5 separate regions of the Homo sapiens genome follow, and regions 2, 3, 4 and 5 are each linked to region 1. The links are chromatin contacts, found by Hi-C or POLR2A ChIA-PET in ENCODE. All regions are on one chromosome and are shown on one strand. The core of a region is the stretch at or near the end of the contact, and the rest is flanking DNA. Distances in the headings are between cores, read along the strand shown. Region 1 holds the start of CSE1L (chromosome segregation 1 like). Region 2 holds the start of RNF114 (ring finger protein 114). Region 3 holds the start of SPATA2 (spermatogenesis associated 2). Region 4 holds the start of SLC9A8 (solute carrier family 9 member A8). Region 5 has its middle 23 kb from the start of PTGIS.

Region 1 (2,909 bases), core at 215-2,714:
CCTGGGTGACAGAGCAAGACCCTGCCTCTTAAAAGAAAAAAAAAAAAAAAAAAAAAGCCCTGGCCAGGCGTGGTGGCTCATGCCTGTAATCCCAGCACTTTGGGAGGCCAAGGCTGGCGGATCACAAGGTCAGGAGTTCAAGATCAGCCTGGCCAATATGGTGAAACCCCGTGTCTACTAAAAATACAAAAATCAGCGGGGCATGGTGGCGGGCACCTGTAGTCCCAGTAACTTGGGGGGCTGAGTCAGGAAAATTGCTTGAACCTGGGAGGCAGAGGTTGCAGTGAGCTGTGACAGCACCACTGCACTCCAGCCCTCCAGCCTGGGCGACAGAGCAAGACTCTGTCTTTAAAAAAAAAAAAAAAAAAGAAAAGCCCTTGCTGTATAGAATCCCTTAGGTTATGGATGGGGAGGAGGGCAGGGGTTTAGGAGGGGAGAAGCGGAAGGAGGAACAAAATAAAGAAGAGACAATTAGTTGGAGAGTGATAAATACCATAATGATATCATGGAACTAGGCTTACCAGATCAAACACTGGGCACCCAGTTCAATGTGAATTTCAGATAAGCAATGCATGATTTTTAAGTATAAATATGTCCTACACAGTATTTATACTAGAAAATTATAAATTTTTTTCTAAAATTTACATTGACCTGGGCAGCCTGCATTTTATTTGCTAAACCTGGCAACCCTAATTTGTGTGCTGGGTGGTGGTGAGTGGGCAATTTCAGATAGGCCTCTTTTGTGGAGGTGACATTTGAGCTGGAACCTAAATGTAAAGAAGGAGCCAATCATTCAGGAATCTAGAACATCCCAGCACAGGGAACAGCAAGTATAAATGCTCTAAAGTGGAAATAAGCTTGGAGCTTAGAGGAACAGGAAGAAGGTGGGGTGGCGGAGCTGAGTGAGGGTGAGGAGAGGAGGGAAGCGGAAGGTGATGAGGGCAGGCAGGCTGGCAGGGGCCAGATCCCATATGGTTTGTGGGCTGTAATAAGAGTACCAAAACTTACATACCAGGCCAGGCGCGGTGGCTCACGCCTGGAATCCCAGCATTTTGGGAGGCCAAGGTGTGCGGATCACTTGAGGCCAGGAGTTCGAGACCTGTCTGGCCGTGTCTCCCTCTAAAATAGAAGCTCCAAGAGGGGCAGGAAGTTCTCTTCCGTCTTAGACCCTATGTGCACGACCTTGGATCGATCAACATTGAACACCTCCTACGTGCCAAGCCCTGACATCAAAATGGGTCAGAAGCCAGCAGCCGCTCGCTGAATCTGTGTTCCTCTTTGGAAAACGAGAACCGTGAAGCCTGCTGGCATGGTCAGAGCCAAAGAGCATTGTCACTTGTGAGATCAGCGCAGAAACAGAGCGGGGCCCCGATTGGCCCTTCGAACTTGGGTGGGGCCAGAGCATTCCTGGCCCCGCCCCCTGCAGCGGGCCGCTCGCTCATGCGCTCTGGCCTCAGGCTCGCTGTCGCGCCATTTTGCCGGGGTTTGAATGTGAGGCGGAGCGGCGGCAGGAGCGGGTAGTGCCAGCTACGGTCCGCGGCTGGGGTTCCCTCCTCCGTTTCTGTATCCCCACGAGGTGAGGCGCGGGGCGTGCACGGCCTACCAGAGTGGCTCTTGGGGCCCAGCTGAGGAAGGGATGAGGCGCTCCCGGTACTAACGAGCGCTAGGGAGTGAGAACCGCGCCTCTGGGCGAGAGCGGAATGTGGGCCCGGGGTTCGGGTGGTGCGCTCAGGCAAGGTCTTCGGCTTCCCTAGGGAGCGCTTGCCGCGCCTCGCGGCATCCTAGGTCTCTGGCCCAGGTGCGGCGACCCCAGGGCCTGTGAGGGCTGAGGGCAACTGAGGCGCGGCCTAACGCGAGCCTGCGGATTGCCCGCCCTTTCCTCTCCATCACGGCGCTGATTGGCTGCGCCGCCGCCTCTCCGCTCGGGAAGGCCGCTCCTTATTGGTCGCGCTCGCATGTCCATTCTCTGCGACGGTGGCTGCTAGCCGCGCGAGCTGAGTGTGCGGCGGCGAGGCCTGCCCGGGCGGGGACTGCGGGCGCGTGGAGCTGCGGCTGCCTCGCGTCGTCCCTTGCCCTAACTCTAGTGAAGCCCCCGAACTCACCCTTCTCTAACCTCTGTACTTGTATCCCTGACTGTAAAACGGGCATCGTGATCTCACTTTGCTGAATTGTTTGTGAGAATTCTAGTCGGTACACCCGGGACATAGAAATCCCCTGTAACGCGGGTTGGGGGAGGGTTCCCTCGTTTTGGGAGAAACGCTGTGCTGTGGTGGTTCGGAGCATAGACTTTGGAATTAGATCGCCTGGGTTCATTCCAGACGTAGCCTCTCGTTAGGGGTGTAACTTGAGGCTGGTCACCTCATCTCACTGAGCCTCCATTTCCTTAGCTGCAAAATGGGGTTAATAACAGAATCTACCTCGGAAAGTGGCTTTGAGGATGCGCTGAGTTATTTACCGTGGTTTACAAAGGTTCCCTGGGAGCTGACGGTTGTTTATTCATCTCTCCCACCCATCTTTCTCCTTAGCCAGTGTGGCTTTCTGTTTCTTCCATATTCCAGGGTTATTCCGATTTAAAATTATTTGCACATGCCTTTTGTTTGCTGGGGAAGTACCAACATTTTTGCAAGGCAGGCCGCCTCTCCCAAGTTTCCCTCACCTTAGGCCTCCCCTAACCAACCTCTTCTTTTGTTTTCTTTTTCTTTTTCTTTTCTCTTTTCTTTTTTTTTTTTTTTTTTTTTTTTTTTTGAGAGAGAGAGTCTCGCTCTGCCTCCCAGGCTGGAGTGCAGTGGCGCGATCTCGACTCACTGCAACCTCCGCCTCCCGGATTCAAGCGATTCTCCTGCCTCAGCCTCCCGAATAGCTGAGACTACAGGTCTGAGACTACACGCCACCACACCCGGCTAATTTTT
Region 2 (2,909 bases), core at 114-2,613, 890 kb after region 1:
CAAGAAGACCAGAATTTTAGAGATAGCTGATGGTGATGATTGCACAATATGAAATGAATGTACTTTGTTGTTGGGGTTTTTTTGTTTTGTTTTGTTGTTGTTGTTGTTGTTTTTTGAGAGGGAGTCTCGCGCTGTCGCCCAGACTGGAGTGCAGTGGCAAGATCTTGGCTCACTGCAAGCTCCGCCTCCCAGGTTCAAGCCATTCTCCTGCCTCAGCCTCCCGAGTAGCTGGGACTACAGGCGCCCGCCACCACGCCCGGCTAATTTTTTGTATTTTTAGTAGAGACAGGGTTTCACCGTGTTAGCCAGGTTGTGTTTTTGTTTTTTTTTTTTTTTTTCAGACGGAGTTTCGTTCTTGTTGCCCAGGCTGGAGTTTAGTGACTGTTGGAGTGAGTGAGCCATCTTGGCCCACGGCAACCTTCGCCTCCCAGGTCAAAGGCTTTTCCTGCCTCAGCGTCCTGAGTAGCTGAGGCTACAGGCATGGGCAACCACGCCTGGCTAATTTTAGTATTGTTAGTAGAGACGGGGTTTCACCATGTTGGCCAGGCTGCTCTAGTACTCCTAGGCTCAAGCGATCCGCCCACCTCGGCCTCCCAAAGTGCTGAGATTACAGAAGTAAGCCACCTTGCCCAGCTCCTTTGTATAAATAAATGATATTGATTTTCTTCTTGCAGCTCAGGAATTAGATCTGTTATTAGAATTTGCTTAAATTTAAGAAATGGCTGGGTACTGTGGCTCACCGCTGTAATCCCAGCACTTCGGGTTGCCGAGGCAGGCGGATTGCTTGCGTCCAAGAGTTCGAGGCCAGCCTCGGCAACACAGTGAGACCCGCCCGCTCTCTGCACCACTCCTTCCCCCCCTCCTTTCCCCGTCTCTACAAAAAATACAAAAATAAATAAATTAGTCCGGCATGGTGGTGACTGCCTGTGGTCCAGCTACGCAGGAGGCTGAGGTGGGAGGATCGCTTGAACCCCGGTGGTCGAGGCTGCAGGGAGCCATGATCGCGCGCGCCACTGAACACCAGCCTGGGCGACAAAGCAAGACCTTGTCCCAAAATAGATTAAATAAATAAATAAATAAATTTAAGGAAAAAGCAACTTGATTCGAAGATAAATAGTGATAGTGCAAGTGGTGCCGAACTAACGATAAATTTGGAAAACAGCGGCCCACGCGCAGAGCCCGTCCCAATTCTGGCAGCCTTTGGATTTGGCTTCCACGTTTTCCAGATTTCCCTCGGCCTCTAGCTCGCTTGCGTCAGAGGGGCCCCGAGGGGCGGCCCACCCGCTAGCCCCGCCCCCAACCGCTCACCGCCCCGCGAGCCCCGCCCCCTCGGCCTCCTCCTCATCGGCCGCCGTTGCGCGGCGCAGAGCGGCAGCAAGATGGCGGCGCAACAGCGGGACTGCGGGGGTGCTGCGCAGCTGGCGGGGCCGGCGGCGGAGGCTGACCCCCTAGGACGCTTCACGTGTCCCGTGTGCTTAGAGGTGTACGAGAAGCCGGTACAGGTGCCCTGCGGACACGTGTAAGCGGCGAGCCCGGGCCTGGTCGGGGGGCGCTTAACTGGGAAGGGAATGGAGCCGAGGAGCGAGATGGGTCTCAGGGCGGGAGCCAGAGGACCCACCCAGAGGGGCCTCCCGGGGGTGTCCCCCGGGGCTCCTAAGGGCCGTGAAAGCTGCCGGGGCGCTCTTCTGTCCCGCCCCGCTCACTCCTAAGTATCCCGTTCCTCCGCCCGTCTTAGCGGGGCAGCTGCTGTCTGTTGAGCGCCTGCGATGTTCCAGGCGGCCTGTCAGTCTCCTTCCCACACGTGATAGTGGACTCGTGCCCTGCGGGGACTTTAGGCTCCGAAGTCCGCCCTTGGAGAGCCGACGTTTCCTTTCTAGTCCACGTCGCTCTTAAAGCATAGGACATTTGGCGTCGTGTCTAGCTGTGGCGAGTTATTCTACTGTGCACTAAAGTCGGGAGAAACGCTGAACTAGACTAAAACAACAAAAGGGAAGTCTTTATGGGGATCTGGCCAGTTTGCCCTTAGCTGTGAAAGGGGGGTGGGAGTTGGCAGATGGGATTGTTAGCATTCTACTTCCTGTGTAGGAGGTTTGTTTCTTTCAGTTTTCAATTAAGCCTTCATGACCTGAATATTGTGAATAGAGTGGTTATAATGATTAAAGCAGATATGTGTATAAATGTCCAGTCCAGGTCCTGGGCTGTGGCCGGGGCTTTCGAGGTTGGTCAGGTTGGTCGATTTGAATCTAAGCCTTGTTCCATCAGACGCACAAACACATCTGAGTTGAAAGAATTGTAGACAACGTGGCCACCTGCTTCTTGCCTCAGAATTGGCTTTTCCTCTGGCCCCTCTCAGTGCTTATCGTGGGATCACCTTGGCATTGGTCTTGGCAGCGGGCACAGTAGCCATTGCACTCCATGGGCATTATTCTATAGCCACCCTGCAGCGGGGGAGGGTTGGCAGCCATTTTACAGGTGAATACACTGAGGGTCCGAGGCTCTCTTAGGGAAGGGTCACCGTGGCCTAGCTCTTCCCAGATGTACTGCAGGTGACCATTTCAGTAGTCCAGAGAACAGTGCTTGGCACCTAGCTGGCTGCTTTTTGCTTCATCATGTTGCTTTAGGCTATTCATCTTTGCAATTCGGTTAGCCTGGAACTCTTCCCCCCACCCCTCCCTTTTCAGGCTTCAAGTCCCAGGTTAAGTTACCTCACCAAATACCATCCCCATCTAAATTACTTCCCCCACTTCCTTTCTGGGACTTAACTTCCTTCTCCTTGCTTGCACAGAGCAAAACTTAACAGCTCATGACGGAGTGGCCATATCTTTATTGCCCCTGAACTGACTGGAATGGCCTCTGTGTGCCAGATTTTGGGGTAGACTCTGCCTTCAGAGTTTACAGTCCAGTGAATT
Region 3 (2,909 bases), core at 118-2,617, 870 kb after region 1:
TGAAAAGCAAGTCAATGGAAAAAGAGATATTGCACAGTCAGGGAGCCAGTGGCTTCTTTAGTTATTTTTTGAACATCTAAGAGGAAAGCTGTATCTGTTTAGAGTCCCACTGCATGGAAGTGAAGTGATTCCGAGTAGCTAAGCATTAGCTTGGCTTTACCTCAGCTGGCCCATTCAAGCAGAAATGTTCCCCAAGCAGCATTTGAAGGCGCCCCCTCTCTGCACAGGCAGACCTATTTTGGTCTGTGCACTGCCCCTGTCCACAGGTTTACACATCCCTGGTCTAGCTCCATCAGCCTCCAAACAGGAGACGGGGAAGTCAGTTCAACCCCCTCCACCTCCCCACCCACACCAATGCACTCGTTCCAAGCAAGAGGCTCCGAGAAACATCCAAGGCACCTTCCACTGGCTGTGAAACACCAGAAGGTCCCCACACTCCTACTAGATTCCAAAGAAATTCACACAGAGTCCTTCCAAACCTCTGAAAATAACCTCAGCGGTGCTGAAAGAAGCTTCCCTAGTGGCAGCTGCCTCTCTCGGAGAAGCTCTGAAGGAAGCTGTTTCCCTCCCTGCAGGGGACAGAAGCTGGCGGCTGCTAAGTCCCAGCTCGGTCATTCCTACAGCCTCGGGGGGCCACGTCAGTTGTGAAAAACAGCCCAGTCTCAAATTCTGGCCCCCCCTACGGCTTCGTGAATTGAATGAAGTAACAGGAACTATCACTTATTGGACGCCTGCTGTATGCCAGAGGCCCTGCATGATCTCATTCCATCTCCACTCCAGCCCTAGCAACCAGGTTCAATCACTTAAATAGGCAACTGAGGCTCTTAAGATGAAGTGACTTATCCAAGGTCACACAGTGAGTACAAACCCAGGTGTGCCGCCAGAGCCTGAACTGGGAACCCCTGCGCGGTAACTGCCTCGTGGCGAAATCGGGGTGTCCTTCTGTTTGGCCAGTCGCCGAAGAGGGGTGTTCCTCTTGGGCGGCCCTGAGCCACCCTCGGCGGGTCCCAGGAGCCTGCGAGGCAGCTCCCGGGAGAATGGGGGTCCTGAGGATAGGCTGGGGGTCCCGGGAGCGCCGAAACAGCGGGCCCACCTGTAGTCCTGCCTGCCGTGAGGGTACCCCGCTCCCGGGCCAGCCGAGCCCTGCCGCTGTCTGGCGCCCCCTCCGCCTGGGGAAGCCCCGAAGGCAGTTTCCGCCCGCGGCCGCCCGTCACTCACCCTGACACTGCCGCCGAGGACGGCCCGGCCGAGGGAAGCAAGCGAGAGGCGCGGCTGCCGCCGGAGCCGGGCCCCGTCGGGCTCTAGCCTCTCCGGCCGGCTGCAGGGGTACTGAGACCAGTACCCGGGGGCCAGCAGCGACCCGGAAACACTCGGCCCGGAAATGATGTCACCATGAGGCGGGCCCGAAGAGAGGGTGGACCACGGCTGCGCGCTGGCTCCGGGAAGCGGTCGATGCCCGCGGCCGACGGAGACTACAACCCAGAGGCGGAGGACAAAGCGGAAGGCCGAAGAGCGAGGACGAAACCGGCGGAACCGCACTTTGGAGCCTAACGAGCCATCGCTGCGTCTGAGACTGGGACCCGGAAGTAAACAGGCCGGACGTGACGCAAGCCGCTCGGCCTAGGGATGGTGGCTGGCCGGGTTGTCATGGAAACCGCTCAGGAGCAGGGAGCTGGGAGCTATGAGTGCTGACTGCGTGAACTCGGCCTCCACTTCCCGGACCTGCCACTTATCATGATCCACGAGCTGTACTCATGACTCCGCACAAGCAAGCAGGGGCTGACGGTCGGATCCCTCGCCCCCATTTTACGGACAGAAGTACCGAGGCTCAAAGAGAGCCAGTGAGATGCTGAAATCACGCGTGATTGGAATCCAGCCTTGCTAGGGCTGCGGGTGTTACGGGCCGTGGGCGGCGGTTAAGAGCGTGGGTTCTATTTTTAGTTTTGCCACTTACTAGCTGTGTGACCTTGGACAAGTTACCTAACCTCTCTGAGCCTCAGCTTTCTAACCTGTAATATTAAATAATAAAGCCAGGCGTGGTGGCACGCGACTGTAGTCCCAGCTAGTCGGGAGGCTGAGGCGAGAGGATGGCTTGCTCCCAGGTGTTCGAGACCAACCTGGGCAACATAACGAGGCCACGTCTCTTAAAAAAAAAAAAAAAAAAAAAAAAAAAAAAAAGCCGGGCACGGCGGCTCACGCCTGTAATCCCAGCACTTTCGGATAAACTATATATATATATAATCTGACATCCCCACCAGACCCTGAGCTTCTTATTCATCTATTTCCCCCCGAGCTCTGCACATGTCTGATGAGGAGGCACACAACAGATGTTCATTGATTGTAGGATTCTCACTCTGAGTCTTGGTGACCCCAGCTAAAACCGGTGGGGCTTGTGTGATGAGTCAGTGACACAATACTGGGAAACGTTTGGAGAACCAGCAATCTGCTGCTGTCCAAACAGTAGCATTACTGTGTTTACCTGTCGTTGCCTGAGCACCGCTCAAAGTCCCTGTGTTCTTTATCAGCTCATGTTTAAGCTCCTCTCTTAATTATCTGCAATGTGATGATGTTCACAGGAATTCCATCTGAGACAAACTGTCCCACCTTAAGTCTGCCTCTTACAGCAACTCAGCACTCTGGTTTGGTAGCTCTTACAATATTGCATTTTCACGTGGGGCTGCTTAAAAAAGTCCCCTCCAGCTCTGTGGGTCTATGACAGGCAAAAGAGAAACAAAGATTTTGAAGAAGGGCTTTACCAGTAGGAAACCCTGGTCATCATCTACTATCAGAAAAGACCCAAAGTCTCCAAAGACAGTCACATTTCTCAGTTTTTTTTTTTTTTTTTTTTTTTTTTGAGACGGAGTCTCGCTCTGTCACCCAGGCTGGAGTGCAGTGGCACAATCTCAGCT
Region 4 (2,909 bases), core at 137-2,636, 770 kb after region 1:
AAGCTTAGGTTACTTCTCAGTTCAAAACCCTTCTAGGTGTGCTAGAATTAACTGATTTATTTACTCAATGATTATTTATTATTGAGTGTCTACTATGTGCCAGGTACTGTTGTAGGCATTGCAGATAAAATGGAGAACAAAACAGACAAAAATTTCTGCATTCATGAAGCTTCCGTTCTCATGGAGGGAGATGGTTAACAAACAAGTGTATGAGTAAAACATATGGTAGGTTAGGTGTCATGTGGAAAAATAGTTTAGGGAAGGCGGGGGGCCTTGGATTTTAAGTAGGGTGGTCAAGGAGGTCTAACACACAAGATAAGGGTTAAATAAAAGGCCAAACGTAGGAGAGGTGGGAGCCAAAGAGCTACCCAGAAGAAGAGCATTCTAGATAAAGGCTCAGTAAGTGCAACGGTGGAAGTATTCCTGGTGAGTCTGGGACAATAGTGGAAAGTCAAAGTGTGTGGGAGGGGAGATATAGAGCCCCATGCCCCCCTCCCACACACTTCAGAGGGGAAAAGGGGGCAGGATTGAGTCCTGTACATTCCCCACGTTTTTTTTTTCTCTGGAGATTGGAAGCCATTGGAGGGTCTAAGCAGAGGAGTGATGAGTTAAGCTGCTGTGTGGAAGTCCGTAAGGAACAGGGGTGAGTCAGAGACCCTGAATGGAGCCGTTGCAATTATCCAGATGAGATAGAGTGCCTTGGATCAGGAAGGGAGGTAGCAACAGAAGCGGCCAATAAAGTTCAAAGTCCTCAGCCCCAGTCCTCCCGATGGGGGTCTCACCTACCCCTCTCACCTCACCTTGTTCCTCCCTGCATCCCCACCCCACCGGTCACTGCTAGGCACATAGAAGCATCTACTAAGCATGTGGTGAATCAATGAACCCCTTAATGAATGGTCCACCCCTAGATCATCAGCATCCTTTTTAACGCTAGGCATATAGTCTGAACTCAACACATGTTTACAGATGGAATGCTGCACAGTCCTGCCAAGTCCAGGCGGTTATTCCTCTCCACAGCCGAAGGAAACTAAGGCTCGGGTGGGGAAGTGTCCCCCTGGGGTCTCTCCGCTTAGGCTGCAGGCTGGGCATCCTTTTTCAAACTCTTTTAGCACAGCGAAGTCGAGGGCACTGGGTGGAGGGTGCTTGCTTGCCCTCAGGGTGAGTCACAGTGACCTCAGAGGAGTTTCCCCAAAACGTCCCCGCCCTGTGATGGGGAAAAGCCGGAATCTCTCGGTCCCAGGTGGTCATGTGGCCCAGGCCGGACAAGCGTCCCGAAAGCCCCGGGAGAGACTAAGAAGCAATCCTCCCACGCGCTTTCTCCCACCCTCGGGCCACTGAGACGGAGGGACAGAGGGCCGCCCTCGCGCGGCCGAGGCCCCGCCTCCCGCTCGCCCGCCCGCGCCTCCAGCGGAAGCCGGAAGCAAAAGCGGGTCCTGCTAGCCCCGCGGCTCCGAACTCGGTGGTCCTGGAAGCTCCGCAGGATGGGGGAGAAGATGGCGGAAGAGGAGTGAGTGGGCTTTTTCCCGGGCGGCGGAGGCGGCGGGGCTGGGCCCCGGCGGGTGACAGCGAGCGCCTCAGGCCGCCCTCCGGCCCCGGAAGGCGGAGCTTCTTTTGCTGGTTGGCCAGGACTGACCAAGCCGGTGCCTACGAGGAGGGCGGGATGGGCGGGCCTGGGCCCAGGTGGGCCTTGCTTTCCCCTGGAGATCGGTCCCTCGAGCTGGGAATCTACTGCCCAGCGCAGGCCCGGAGAGCTGTCTTGCGGAAAATACAAACCATATTTACTTTCCCAGTTTTCGGTAATCTCATGGTTACTGAGCCCTCTTCCGCCTCCTCCAGGAAGTCGTCCGGGTTCTCCACACCCACCTCCTACGTAGCCAGTCGCCTCCTGTATAACGATCAGTTTTCATGTCTTTCTCCTTCACTAAGTTTCATTTAGTCATTAACTGTTAGCCATCTACTCAATTCCAGGCCCTGGGCAGGTGGTAGGAAAGGAGGCCGACCAGGAGCCGCTCTCTGGGAGCTTCCATTCTAGTGGGAAAAGAAGACCATAATTAGTCAAGGTGGTTTCAGATCGTGATTAATTAACGTTATTTGTGCCTAGTGTTCCATTATTGGAACGCTAAGCATGTGGGAGTTATTTATATCCTACTGCTCAAGGTCATCGCCAAGGTCTGATTTTTCTCACGTCTGCAGTTCTAAAAATTGCAACCTCTGGCATGAATGGGTTAAGTGTTCTGAAGGAAGCAAAATAGAGTTAAGGTTGGGGAGTCCACTCAGGAAAAAGTGACATTCAGCAGAAACTTGAATGACCAGAATGAGGGATAGGAGAAATAACATCAGGTTCAAAAGGCCTGGCTCAAGAAAGAGTTTAGTGCTTTTGAGTGACAGGCAGCATGGCTGGTGTGTAGAGAGGAAGGGGGTTAGCTGGACAAGGGGAGATGGGGAAGGACGGGCTGTGTCCTCCAGGTACTTTTGGGCAAGTCCAAAAGTCATCTCCATACCTGCAGGGCAGAGTCTGTTGCAGATTGTAGATGCCCTATCACTGTTTGTGGAATGAGTATGTGAAGATGAATAAGGAACCCCTTCATTGATACTGGAGTCCTTCACCTGATAACTTTTCAAATATATTTCTTGGCCATGTGGGGGTCATTTCATGTAATCAGTTATTTATTGAGCAGCTGCTCCATCCCAGACACTAAACAGCCTCAGCAGCACAAAATAAAAGAGGCAATATAGCCCAGCGATTTCAAGTTTGGGTTTTCAGCTTGATTCTGCCACTAACTGAGATGTTGGTGAAGTTTTGCAACCTCCCTGAGCCTTAGTTATGCATGAGTAAAAAACGGAAAGTAATCATACCCAATCAGACATGTTATACCTATTAAATGAGAGGTAGTGTGTTACCTAGTTCC
Region 5 (2,909 bases), core at 240-2,739, 550 kb after region 1:
TCGCCTCCGCAGAGAGGACATCCCCGACCACCCCAGCCAAAGGAGGCCTTTTCTCCAAATCTCCTTACACGTCTCTCTCACATGTGTGTTTCTGTTACAGTTTGAATCTGTGTCCCTGCCCGAATCTCCTGTTCAACCGTAATCCCCAATGTTGGAGATGGGGCCTGGTGGGAGGTGATTGGATCATGAGGGCGGTTTCTCATGGTTTCACACCATCCCCCTTGGAGCTGTCATCCCAATAGTGAATTCTCATGCGATCTGCTTGTTTGAAAGTGTGCGGCACTTCCCCTCTCTCTTTCTTCCTCCTGCACCAGCCATGTGAAGATGCCTGTTTCCCCTTCAACTTCCGCCATGAGTAAAAGCTCCCCGAGGCCTCCCAGGAAGCAGATGCCACCATGCTTCCTGTAGAGCCAGCAGAGCTATGAGCCAATTATACCTCTTCTCTTTATAAATGACCCAGCCTCAGGTATTTCTTTATAGCAGTGTGAGAACAGACTCATAGTTTCCTTCATTGTACTTGTGACTTGATGAAATGATTCTGTTTGATTCTTTGCCGGGTTGTTGTCAGCTCCATAAGAAGAGGACTTTATCTTGTTCTCTGTGTACAAACACATAGTAGGTGCTCTGTAAGTACTTGTTGAACAAACATGTAAATGAATGAATGAATGAGAGCCAGTGTGATTTGGATGACTGCGTGCATGTGCTAAGTAAACTGTTTTCCATGATCTCTGGGGTTGTGTGTGTGTGTGTGTGTGTGTGTGTGTGTTCAGTTTGGTTTTTGCCACATCTTTATACCCTCTGTTCTATTACAACTTAGCATTTTTCTTTTTATATAAAGAAACTCATTTAAAGGAATCTTGACAATATCACTAGAAACAGAAAGCCAGTATCAGCACATACTTGCTATAAATAGCAAAAAAAAAAAAAAAAAAAAAAAAAGAAAAGAAAGAAAGAGAGAGAGAGAAAGAAAGGAAAACCCTATGCATATAAATTCCATGAAGATGTGAAAAAGTTATCAAATTCTCACAGGGTATGATTGCTACTGTAGTTTCTAAGCCTGAGGCTTTAGAAAATCGATACTCTCTTGAAAAAAAAAATTTAAGCCTGAGGCTGTTGTGTCTTTCTTAAAAAGGAGATTGGCAGGTGTCAGAGAGGTGTTCAAGACAAGTTAACTCCAACCCGAGGCTTTCTCAATGATCTTTCTCCAATTCATCCCAACACCCACTTGCCGCAGACCCTGTGGAAGGCCCCAGATCCAAACTCCCTTCCTGCTAACAGCAGCTGTCTGGGGAGATTTCCTTCCAGTTGAGCCATCCAAGGACTCCTCCCCAGCCCTTATCTGTGGAATGGAAAAAATACTAGCCCACACCTCATAGATTAAGAGAATCAAATGAGCTCATTTATAGAAAGCACATGGAACAATGACAAGCATGAAATAATAGTCACTGATGTTTACTGAGACTAACAGCATGTCACACCCAGTGCAAAATGCCTCACGTCCTCCCACAGAGTCTTCATAACAACCTTTAGCTCATGGAAGTACTATTTTTACCCTATTTGGCCAATGAAAAAGCAGAGGCCCAGGAAGGTGAAGTAACTTGTCCAAGGTCACACAGCAAGGAGGCAATAGAGCTGGGATTTGAACCCCGGCTGCCTGACTCCAGAGCTGTACAAAGCCAGATACCACAGAGGCTGGGTTATTGTTCGTCCAGACCCATGTTCCCACAGGTCCTCTCATCCCTTACCTGCTCCCTTTCTACCTTGTATTTCTATCCTCCTGCTCTGAGGAGATTCCTCTCCCTGAAGATGCTTGGGCTTGAGGGAACCAGGAGGAGAGGAGGTGAAGTTGGCCTGGATGACTCTGTGGTCAGGATCCTAATGACCCAGTAATTTTCCTCCAAGTCCAGTATTCTCAGGATTAAGTCCTAATCATCCATCTACCCACTCACCCACTCATTCATCCATCTGTCCATCCATCTATCCATCCATCCATTCATCCACTCACCCATCCATTCATTTACTTATTCATCTATTCTCCCATTCACCCATCCATCCACCCACCCACCCACACATCCACTTATTTACCCACCCATTTCATCCATTCTTCCATCCACCCATCTATCCATCTATCTATCCACTCACCTGTCTATCAATCCATCCATCCATTTATCCAGCCATCCATTCACCCACCCACCCATTCATCTGTCCTCAATCCACTCACCCATCCACTCATTTACTCACTCATTCATCTATTCTCCCATCCACCCTTTCATCCACTCACCCACCATCCATCCATCCATCCATCTACCCATGCATCCATCCATCCACCCATCCATCCATCCATCCACCCATCTACTCATTGACCCACTCATTTCACCTATTCTTCCATCCACCTATGTATTCATCCACCCACTCACCCATCTACTCATTCACTCACCCATTCATCTATTCTCCCATCTACCCCCATTCATCCACCAGTCCATCCATCCATCCATGTAACATTTACTGAAGGCTCACTACCTGCCTGCAAGGTTCAGGTGAGGGACAGAGCAGGACTGTACAGGTGTCTCTCAGCCTCTACCCTCCCTCATTCCTGCTTCCATCTTCTTCTGATCTGGGATAATTCCTCTCCTGGGAGATCCAAGGATGATGGGGAGCAAAAGGCGGTGGGGTGAGGGGTTGGGGCTTCGGCACTGCCTCTCTACTGAGGCCCCAGTCCCTTCTCTGTATGGACAAAATGGAAACTTGTGGTTTTTCTTCCTGCATTGAACCAGCAGGCTGAGCTGGGGCTGAACTCCTGGGACATTAAAAGGGGGTGAGAGGTGAAGATGCATCCAGGTGGGGGGTGTGTGTGTGTGTGTGTGTGTGTGTGTGTGTGTGTGTGAGAGAGAGAGAGAGAGAGAGAGAGA

What was found. A loop is a pair of places that touch in the nucleus more often than their neighbours do. ChIA-PET counts read pairs that join two places held with the same protein, here RNA polymerase II (POLR2A). Pooled maps may share reads with other maps.
Region 2: a map of CD4-positive, alpha-beta T cell shows a loop between it and region 1 (5-fold over the local background). The contact joins the promoter of RNF114 here to the promoter of CSE1L in region 1. A Hi-C loop is called at or near these places in 1 of 168 maps with a recorded cell type or tissue (CD4-positive, alpha-beta T cell), 1 of 37 single-sample maps with no recorded cell type and 10 of 50 pooled maps.
Region 3: a loop to region 1 is called in a map of naive thymus-derived CD4-positive, alpha-beta T cell, with 9 times the contacts of the local background. The contact joins the promoter of SPATA2 here to the promoter of CSE1L in region 1. A Hi-C loop is called at or near these places in 1 of 168 maps with a recorded cell type or tissue (naive thymus-derived CD4-positive, alpha-beta T cell), 2 of 37 single-sample maps with no recorded cell type and 8 of 50 pooled maps. POLR2A ChIA-PET finds 5 or more read pairs at or near these places in 1 of 52 experiments (SK-N-SH).
Region 4: a map of CD8-positive, alpha-beta T cell shows a loop between it and region 1 (30-fold over the local background). The contact joins the promoter of SLC9A8 here to the promoter of CSE1L in region 1. A Hi-C loop is called at or near these places in 3 of 168 maps with a recorded cell type or tissue (CD8-positive, alpha-beta T cell and naive thymus-derived CD4-positive, alpha-beta T cell) and 10 of 50 pooled maps. POLR2A ChIA-PET finds 5 or more read pairs at or near these places in 2 of 52 experiments (T-cell and activated T-cell).
Region 5: a loop to region 1 is called in a pooled map, with 5 times the contacts of the local background. The contact joins the enhancer-like site here to the promoter of CSE1L in region 1. A Hi-C loop is called at or near these places in 5 of 50 pooled maps. POLR2A ChIA-PET finds 5 or more read pairs at or near these places in 2 of 52 experiments (activated CD4-positive, alpha-beta T cell and activated CD4-positive, alpha-beta memory T cell).

The regions. Positions count from the first base shown.
Region 1 is chr20:49,044,848-49,047,756 of GRCh38, forward strand. CSE1L (chromosome segregation 1 like) reads left to right here and starts at 1,465. Exons shown (of 25, transcript NM_001316.4): 1 at 1,465-1,576. CSE1L-DT (CSE1L divergent transcript) reads right to left here and starts at 1,209. Exons shown (of 2, transcript NR_110625.1): 1 at 1,013-1,209. RefSeq lists enhancers at 1,088-1,237, 1,788-1,857, 1,823-2,463.
Region 2 is chr20:49,935,034-49,937,942 of GRCh38, forward strand. It overlaps RNF114 (ring finger protein 114), which reads left to right and starts at 1,364. Exons shown (of 6, transcript NM_018683.4): 1 at 1,364-1,519. The coding sequence starts at 1,380. RefSeq lists silencers at 565-644, 1,211-1,400, 1,859-2,153, 2,439-2,733 and an enhancer at 1,013-1,618.
Region 3 is chr20:49,914,162-49,917,070 of GRCh38, forward strand. It overlaps SPATA2 (spermatogenesis associated 2), which reads right to left and starts at 1,368. Exons shown (of 3, transcript NM_006038.4): 1 at 1,219-1,368. LOC105372653 (a long non-coding RNA gene) reads left to right here and starts at 1,661. Exons shown (of 3, transcript NR_134564.1): 1 at 1,661-1,924. RefSeq lists enhancers at 386-555, 1,350-1,409 and a silencer at 1,070-1,319.
Region 4 is chr20:49,811,442-49,814,350 of GRCh38, forward strand. It overlaps SLC9A8 (solute carrier family 9 member A8), which reads left to right and starts at 1,387. Exons shown (of 16, transcript NM_015266.3): 1 at 1,387-1,507. The coding sequence starts at 1,482. RefSeq lists an enhancer at 1,066-1,205 and a silencer at 1,356-1,635.
Region 5 is chr20:49,590,034-49,592,942 of GRCh38, forward strand. No RefSeq gene overlaps it. Among named protein-coding and RNA genes, the nearest start is that of PTGIS, 23 kb to the left of the region's middle. Within about 2 kb of position 1,490, at least 6 of the 41 ENCODE cell types and tissues checked have a DNase peak (open chromatin) inside an H3K27ac peak, as active enhancers do.